Regions from separate parts of the Homo sapiens genome. Here region 2 is linked to region 1. The links are chromatin contacts, found by Hi-C or POLR2A ChIA-PET in ENCODE. All regions are on one chromosome and are shown on one strand. Each heading gives the region's core, a stretch centred on a gene start or an enhancer-like site at or near the end of the contact. The rest is flanking DNA. Distances are from core to core; before and after follow the strand shown. Region 1 has its middle 79 kb from the start of FAM174B. Region 2 overlaps CHD2 (chromodomain helicase DNA binding protein 2).

Region 1 (4,245 bases), core at 868-3,367:
TGGAGGCGGAGGTTGCAGTGAGCCGAGATCGCACCACTCTGCACTCCAGCCTGGGCAACAAGAGCAAAACTTCGTCTCAAAAAAATTAATAAATAAAATAATGAGACCGGGCACAGTGGCTCACACCTGTAATCCCAGCACTTTGGGAGGCCGAGGTGGGCAGACGACCTGAAGTTGGGAGTTCAAGACCAGCCTGACAAACATGGAGAAACCCTGTCTCTACTAAAAATACAAAATTAGCCTGGGCAACAAGAGCAAAACTCTGTCTCAAAAATAAATAAATAAAAATAAAATAAAATAATGAACCTTCCCTGTGACACACAATTTACCTACAAAACAAACCTGCACATGTACCCCTGAACCTAAAAGTTAAAAAAAAAAATGATAATGAACCTCAACACCTCAATAATATCCTCCAGCTGTAGCCATGTTGCTGCAAAGAGCATCTCACATTTATCTCACACTACACATAAAATTGAACTAGAAACTGATTATAAACCTTAAGAGTTCAAAGTAGAAAACTTCTTCAAGAAAATATAGAAAATCTTTGTGACTTTGTGTTAGCCAGGAATTTCTTAAATGGAACACAAAAAACATGAGCCAAACAACCACAACCCAAATGTCCATCAGTAGATGAATAGATAGACAAATTGTGGTATATCTGCACAATGGACTATTATTCAGCTATGAGAAAAATGATCTGGCTGGGAGAGATGGCTCACACCTGTAGTCCTAGCACTTTGGGAGGCTGAGGAAAGCGGATCACTTGAGGTCAGGAGTTCGAGACCAGCCTGGCCAACACGGTGAAACACTGTCTCTACTAAAAATACAAAAATTAGCCAGGCGTGGTGGCACGTGCCTGTAATCCCAGCTACTCAGGAGGCCGAGGCACAAGAATCGCTTGCACCCCAGAGGCGGAGGTTGCAGTGAGCTGAGATCGTGCCATTGCACTCCAAGCTGGGGGACAAGAGTGAAACTCTGTCTCAAAAAAAAAAAAAAAGGATCTAATAACTGATATATACTACAGCACAAATGAACCTTGAAAACATTATGCTGAGTAAAAGAAGCCAGGCATAAAAGCTCACATATTATATGATTCCTTTTATGATACTTCCAGAGTGAGCAAATCCATAGGCACAGAAAGCAGATTAGTAATTACTAGAGGATGGGAGAAAGGGGAAGTGGGAGTGATTACTTAATGCTTATGAGGTGTTTCTTTTGGGGTGTTGAAAAATTGTTAGAGGGTGCTGTTTGCACAATATTACAAATACTCTAGCTGCCACTGAATTCTACTCTTTAAAGGAGCTAATTATATGTTATCTGAATTTCACCTCACTTTATTTTTTTTTCACCACATGAAAAGGTACTTTTATCAAACTTCGAGTCTAAGAACGTACAAATGTTTCTTTTATCATGTCTACAGTAATTGTCTATGCTTTTCCATTTAACTGTTGTTAAAAATTCCACATATCCCCATTATTTCTTCTGTCCCAGTTCCAGTACAATGACGGGGAGGAAGAGGGTTGGTTAAAGCATCCCTCTAAGCAGTTTTCCGCTGTCCCTTCTTTCCAGTCAGAGATTTGTGGATGTGAGGGGATCACGCCACCCCCAGCTGTGGTAGCCTTGATAAGAGAATCCAACTCTTCATCACCACGGACTGCAAGCTGCCAGTGACGCGGAGTGATACGCTTTGCTTTGAGACCCTTAGAAGCATTACCTGCCAGCTCCAGCACCTCTGCAGTGAGGTACCCCGGAATCGCAGCCCTGTGCACGGCAGCAGTGGCACCCACCCTTCCATGGCTTGTGGTGCGAGTCTTCAAGTGTCTGTGGATGCGGCCCACAGGAAACTGTAGCCCAGCTCTCTGTGAGCGAGATACTGCCTTAGCCTTGGCCTTCCCACTGTCCTTTCCAGCTTTGCCTCCGGCCATGTTCTCGGCGCCGACTCCGCCTCCGCCTCCGCCCCGCCGCGCGCCCTCCCGCTGCCGACCCGCGCCGCCGCCGCCGCTCTCCTTCACCTCACTTTAAAAGAAAAGACAGAAGCCATTAAAAAATGAGAAAGCTGAGACTTAAGGAGAGATTTGAGAAGTTTTCCCATGGTCCCTCAGGGTTGTCTGACTTTAAATACACCCTTTTAACCACCGCCCTTGGCTGCCCCGGCCGCCTCACGAACGTAAGCAGAGCTCTCTCTGGGTTGAAGGAAGCTAGAGAATTTACATTCCCTGTATTTCCCAAGTTTTATATACTGAGCAAAAAAATATGTTCCTATAAACTCTTGAACATTACACCACATGACTGCGAAAAAAATGATTGTCTTGTAAATACTGGACAAGAGGCACCGAAGTGTTGTCCCTGACAAATGGATGACAAGCATTGAGTTTTCTGCCTTCTACTTTTCTGTATTATCCTGATTTAATAGTCATATTTAAAAGTTTATCATGAAAGAAAATAAGCTTGAAAACCATTTAAATTGAATAGGCTGCCTCAGATGGTCCTGAGTGCTCCTGTCATTGTAGGTGTTCAAAAGAAAACAGTCGGCCGGGCACAGTGGCTCACGCCTGTAATCCCAGCACTTTGGGAGGCTGAAGCAGGTGGATCACGAGGTCAGGAGATCGAGACCAACCTGGCTAGCACGGTGAAACCCCATCTTTACTAAAAATACAAAAAAATTAGCCGGGCATGGTGGTGGGCGCCTGTAGTCCCAGCTACTCGGGAGGCTGAGGCAGGAGAATGGCGTGAACACAGAAGGCGGAGCTTGCAGTGAGCCAAGATAGCACCACTGCACTCCAGCCTGGGCAACAGAGCGAGACTCCATCTCAAAAAAAAGGAAGAAGAAAACAGCCAATCTCTTGATGGAGACATTGTAGACGAATTGAAGCACTGGCTGGAAGACTGAACTAGATGACCCTTAAGTTATCTGAGTCATCCAGGCCCAGTAAGTTTCTAGTCTTGGATAGCAATTCATAACTGCCAATACCTGTAAGACAATTGCCTTGTACCAAGTTCTGTGAAAAGCATTTATATCACAAGCCTATATGATGCGTACTCTTACTGTCCCTGTCTTAGTCCATTTGTGCCACTATAACAAAATACCATAGGGTAATTTGTAAAGAACACAAATTTATTTCTCACAGTTCTGGAAGCTGAAAATCCAGGATGAAGGTGCTAGAGATTTAGTGTCTAGTGAAGGGCGTGGTTTCCCCTTCCAATATGGTGCCTCGTTGCTGCAACATCCAGAGAGGAACGCTGTGTCTTCATAGGGTGGAAGGCTAAAGGGTGACTGAATTGAATACTGTGTGAACTCTTTTATATAAGCACATTAATCCCATTTATAAAGGAGGAGCCCTCATGGCCTATTCACCACTTAAAAGCCCCACCTCTTGATACTATCACTTTATTGGCCATTAAGTTTCAACACCTGAATTTTGGAGGGGAAACATTCAAAATACAGCAATCCCTGTTTTTACATGAAGACACTGAAATGAAAAAATCTTCAACTTGACCAATGTCACATAGCTACATGTCAGGCCAGATCTGCTTTACCACAGAGCCCATGCTCCTAATACCTGCAGTGCCCTTCACCACTGTAATAGATGCCACATAGCACACCAGTGCATGTGAGAAAGAGTGCTCAGTGATGACAGTATGGTACAGTGCAAGGAGCACAGGTTGGGAAACAGGAATGTTCCTCCAAGGACTGTTACCAACTGGTTTTGTGACCATGAACCCTTCTTATCTCTAAAATGCAATTTCCTTTACTATAAAATGCAGGAAAAGTCAAATTTAGCTCTAAGGATTCACTCTCCTACAGCTGTTATTGTAAATTCTCTCAAATTACCATGGCTGTTATGTTTGGATTCCTGACAAACCACTTTACTTCTCCAGGATAAAAGTGACAAGATTTCTTACCAGAACCAGAACCCAGTAACCCTCTACTTGGAGAAAAAAGAGAGTATACTCTGAAGTATCACTCATTATCTTAAGAAAATAAATTTCTTCAGTGGAACTTGGTTCTCAAAGACAGTTAATTTCTCTCTCCTTAAAGAAACCCAATTAAAATAATAAGAGAAATATAAAAAATATAAGCACAAAACAAAAATGAAAATAAATTAGAGACCATCAAGAGATGTCAGATGGCTAGGCTTGGTGGCTCACGCCTGTAATCCCAGCACTTTGAGAGGCTGAGGCAGGTGGGTCCCTTGAGGTCAGGAGTTCAAGACCAAACCGGCCAACTTGGTGAAACCCCAT
Region 2 (4,245 bases), core at 771-3,270, 180 kb after region 1:
AAGAGACTTAAAAGAATGCAACTGTTTGTCTATTATCTACCTATGACCTGGAAGCCCCCTCCCCTGCTTCCAGTTGTCCGGCCTTTCCAGGCCAAACCAGTGTGCATCTTACACATATTGATGTCTCATGTCTCCCTAAAATGTGTGAAAACCAAGCTGTGCCCCATCACCCTGGGCACATACCATCAGGACCTCCTGAGGATGTGTCACGGGCACGTCCTTAACCTTGGCAAAATAAACTTTCTAAATTGATTGAGCTCTGTTTCAGATACTTTTGGGCTCACAGTATTTACAGACATAATTCAGCCCTAATCTAGCTGCTGCATTTAGTTGCATAGTGTGAATATTTCACATTTTACTTTTACATTTTCATAAATGGGTATATGGATTATTTAGGTTTTGTTATGAACAGAGCTCTGAATATTTATTTGCCTCGTCCTATACAAGTTTGATAATTTGTCTACGTTACATGCCCACAAATTGAATTACAGGATTCATACACTTTTTTATTTTTTTGAGTTGGAGTCTCACCCTGTTGCTCAGGCTGGAGTGCAATGGTGCAACCTCAGTTCACTGCAACCTCCAACTCCCACGTTCAAGCGATTCTCCTACCTTGGCCTCCCGAGTAACTGGGACTACAGGCGCGTGCCACCACGCCCAGCTAATTTTTGTATTTTTAGTAGAGACGGGGTTTCACCATGTGGTCCAGGATTGTCTCAGTCTCCTGACCTCCTAATCTGACCACCTCGGCCTCCCAAATTGCTGGGATTACAGGCATGAGCTACTGCTCCTGGCTGATTCGTATACATTTTAAGGGTTACTGGCTATTCTTACAATTATTTAATACTAAGAGACTTTAATTTCTGCAAAGCAGATGAGTGCAAAATAACCAGTTATAATGTTTCCCAAGTTAACAGAGGTTTAGTTATTTTTAAAAATGAGTTTATTGGCCATTTCAGTTTCTTCTCCGTAATTGCGTATCCATTTTCTTTGTGCAGTTTTTGGTTGGATTTTTGATAGGTAATTCTTCATATGTTGTGTATCTATATACTTTGTTATGTGTACATTGAAATTTTGTTTCCCAGTCCGTCTGGGAAACAAGTTACTTGTCTTTTAACCTTGTTTATAGTAATAACTTATTCTGAAGAAGCACAGGACTTGAACCAAAGGTGGAGAGTTTAAAGAACTACATCCAGTATTCTTTACCAATAAGAAATGTGTGGCCAGGCGCAGTGGCTCATGCCTGTAATCCTAGCACTTTGGGAGGCCAAGGCGGGCAGATTACCTGAGGTCCGGAGTTCAAGACCAGCCTGGCCGACATGGTGAAACCCTGTCTCTACTAAAAATACAAAACAATTAGCCAGGTGCAGTGGGGCATGCCTGTAATTCCAGCTACTCTGGAGACTGAGGCAGGAGAATCGCATGAACCCTGGAGGCGGAGGTTACGGTGAGCCGAGATCACGCCACTGCACTCCAGCCTGGGCTACAGAGCGCGACTTGGTCTCAAAAAACAAACAAGCAAAAAGAAAAAAAAGGTGTGACCAGTCAGTCTTCTTTGCTTTTCCATCTTAAGACACATAGAAGTGACTGAGAAGGAATAGTTATGCAATGACATCGGTTTAATAATCAGTTCAACTGAAGAATGTATGTAAATAAGGGCAGTGATACCTAACGCTGATAGTTGATAGTGTGGATTGCATAATTCAGACTGTGGGGTGATATCTTACACACGCACATACACACACACACTCTTGGGCTTTGTCTTCTTTATAGGTAAGGATTAGGAGAATTTTGACATATGCCTGACACAAAAGTGCTCCGTAAATATTAGCTATTGTATCACTGGCAGGAAGTTAGCCTGGAAATAAGTTTTATGGAATTCCAGTGTAGATTGCTTTGTGATTGTTTTGCCAGATTTTGCTTTCACCCACAAAAACACTAAGCTCTGCCAACCAGTTCGGCCATTTTGTAAGTTAGCAAAATAAACACTAAAGTGAAATGGCGGCTTTTGGGCGGGGCTCCCACAGGCTGGCTCCTTTTAAGTGGAATGTTGCTGTGCTGCCCTCTTGTGGCCATTTGGGAAACCGCGATTAAAAATGGAACAGTAAGTGTTAATGGCACTTCGTTTCAAAGTCCAGTTCCAAGAAGGTTAATCACTCCGTTTTTACCTACTTCAGAAAGTATTTTGAAGAGATACCAAATTCTTTTTATCCACAAGCAAAAGGAAGTGGTAAACCTTTTTCTCATCAGCATTTATTTTTGATTGGAATCTGAATTCCCAGTTTTGACTTGTTTTTTTATCTGTGTGTTGTATTTTCCTTTTAATTATTTGTTAAGTAAAAAATTATAAAAGTTGTTTGCAATTTAGATGTTGAATAATTTTCAGATAGTTGTTTTTCGTGAAGATTCTGTATATATGTTGGATAGTCATTCCTGAAAATCCAATGTTTAATTGCCCTGTAACTAGTAAGCCACTGGTAGTCAGCTAATTTTATTACTTTGTTATTTAGGTGAAGGCTTAAAGGACTCCACTCACTAACTCAGTTTGACCCTTTCTATTAGTCTTGTGGGCTTTCTGCCTCCTCTACTAAACCAGCACTAAAGCTACAGCTTAGTACTAATAGTATTTACTATTATAATTATTAGGTATTAATGGCAATTCTACATAGTCTTTTAGGAAATGTCGTTTTTTTAAGGGAATAATATGAATATATATATACGTATATATACACATGTACGCTATATATACACACATATATACACATATACATATATATACATACACACATATATATACATACATATATATATATATTTTTTGAGACAGAGTTTTGCTGTTGATGCTTGGGCTGGAGTGCAGTGGTGTGATCTCGGCTCACTGAAACGTCCACCTCCTGAGTTCAAGCGATTCTCCTGCCTCAGCCTCCAAAGTAGCTGGGATTACAGGTGCATGCCACCATACCTGGCTAATTGTTTTTTTAGTACAGGCTGGGTTTCACCGTGTTGGCCAGGCTGGTCTTGAACTCCTGACCTCAGGTGTTCCACCCGCCTGGGCCTCCCAGAGTGCTGGGATTACAGGCTTGAGCCACCATGCTCGGCCCATAATTACACTTTTTTTTTTTTTGAGACGGAGTCTGGCTGTGTCATCCAGGCTGGAGTGCAGTGGCACGATCTCATTTTCCATTTCCAGTTTATTTAGTGATTATTCCTCTTACGAGAAGTATGAAAATTAAGTAATGACTTTGTTAAGGCTTTTTTTTTTCTTCTTTAAGCAGTTCCCCTCATTAGTACTTGTATTCAGTCTTACATCTGATTCTGGTTCCAAAAACAATTTAAAAACACTTTTTTTTTTTTGGAGACGGAGTCTTGCTTTGTTGCCCAGGCTGGAGTGCAATGGCACGATTGCGGCTCACTGCAACCTCTGCCTCCTGGGTTCAAGTGATTCTTCTGCCTCAGCCTCCCGAGTAGCTGGGACTACAGGCACACTACCATGCCCAGCTAATTTTTTGTATTTGTAGTAGAGATGGGGTTTCACCGTGTTAGCCAGGATGGTCTCCCATCTCCTGACCTCATGATCTTCCCATCTCAGCCTCCCAAAGTGTTGGGATTACAGGCGTGAGCCACCGCGCCTGGCCTAAAAACACTTTTTAAAAACACTCATTCAAATCTTTGCTGGTTTTGTGTAGGGTGGGATGTACTTGCCGCCCTTGGTTTGGATTTGGCTCTCATGATTAGACTTACTTTAGACAATTAACTAGTTTAGACATTAAAAATACTTAAGGTATATAATGAAGTGCTGTGAATTCACTATTAAGCTTCACTACTAAGTTTCAGTCATAAAATGTCACTAGTATCATTCCCTGAGAGCATCTGCCTCCCTCAACCCCTAAAGGCAAATATAGTTGTGAACTTGGTGTTAATCTTTTCTTGGGTTTGATTTTCATTGTTGTTATTTTTGAAATTACACAAGTAATCCATGGAACTCACAAGTATACTTCAAATAACCCATCCCTAACAGAGTAAACCAGTGTTAGCAATGTGGTGATTAAAATGCATTTATACACATAGATATATGCTGACAGAAAAACGGCTTTTTTTTTTCCCCAGAAGGTATTGTTGTGTGCATTGTTACATTTCTAGGAATCACTCTCCTACACAAACTCAAAAACACATAGCTGCACAAGAAGATACGTAGAAAGAAAGATATTTATGGTTACAGTCAACAGTTTCCAAATACAAATACTC

What was found. A loop is a pair of places that touch in the nucleus more often than their neighbours do. ChIA-PET counts read pairs that join two places held with the same protein, here RNA polymerase II (POLR2A). Pooled maps may share reads with other maps.
Region 2: a loop to region 1 is called in a map of IMR-90, with 4 times the contacts of the local background. The contact joins two enhancer-like sites. A Hi-C loop is called at or near these places in 2 of 168 maps with a recorded cell type or tissue (Caco-2 and IMR-90) and 4 of 50 pooled maps. POLR2A ChIA-PET finds 5 or more read pairs at or near these places in 6 of 52 experiments (Caco-2, H1, K562 and 2 more).

Annotation. Positions count from the first base shown.
Region 1 is chr15:92,732,268-92,736,512 of GRCh38, forward strand. It overlaps the pseudogene H2AZ2P1. Among named protein-coding and RNA genes, the nearest start is that of FAM174B, 79 kb to the left of the region's middle. Within about 2 kb of position 2,118, at least 11 of the 41 ENCODE cell types and tissues checked have a DNase peak (open chromatin) inside an H3K27ac peak, as active enhancers do.
Region 2 is chr15:92,916,056-92,920,300 of GRCh38, forward strand. The region is part of intron 2 of CHD2 (chromodomain helicase DNA binding protein 2); the gene reads left to right. Among named protein-coding and RNA genes, the nearest start is that of MIR3175, 14 kb to the left of the region's middle. RefSeq lists an enhancer at 1,244-2,080. Within about 2 kb of position 2,021, at least 36 of the 41 ENCODE cell types and tissues checked have a DNase peak (open chromatin) inside an H3K27ac peak, as active enhancers do.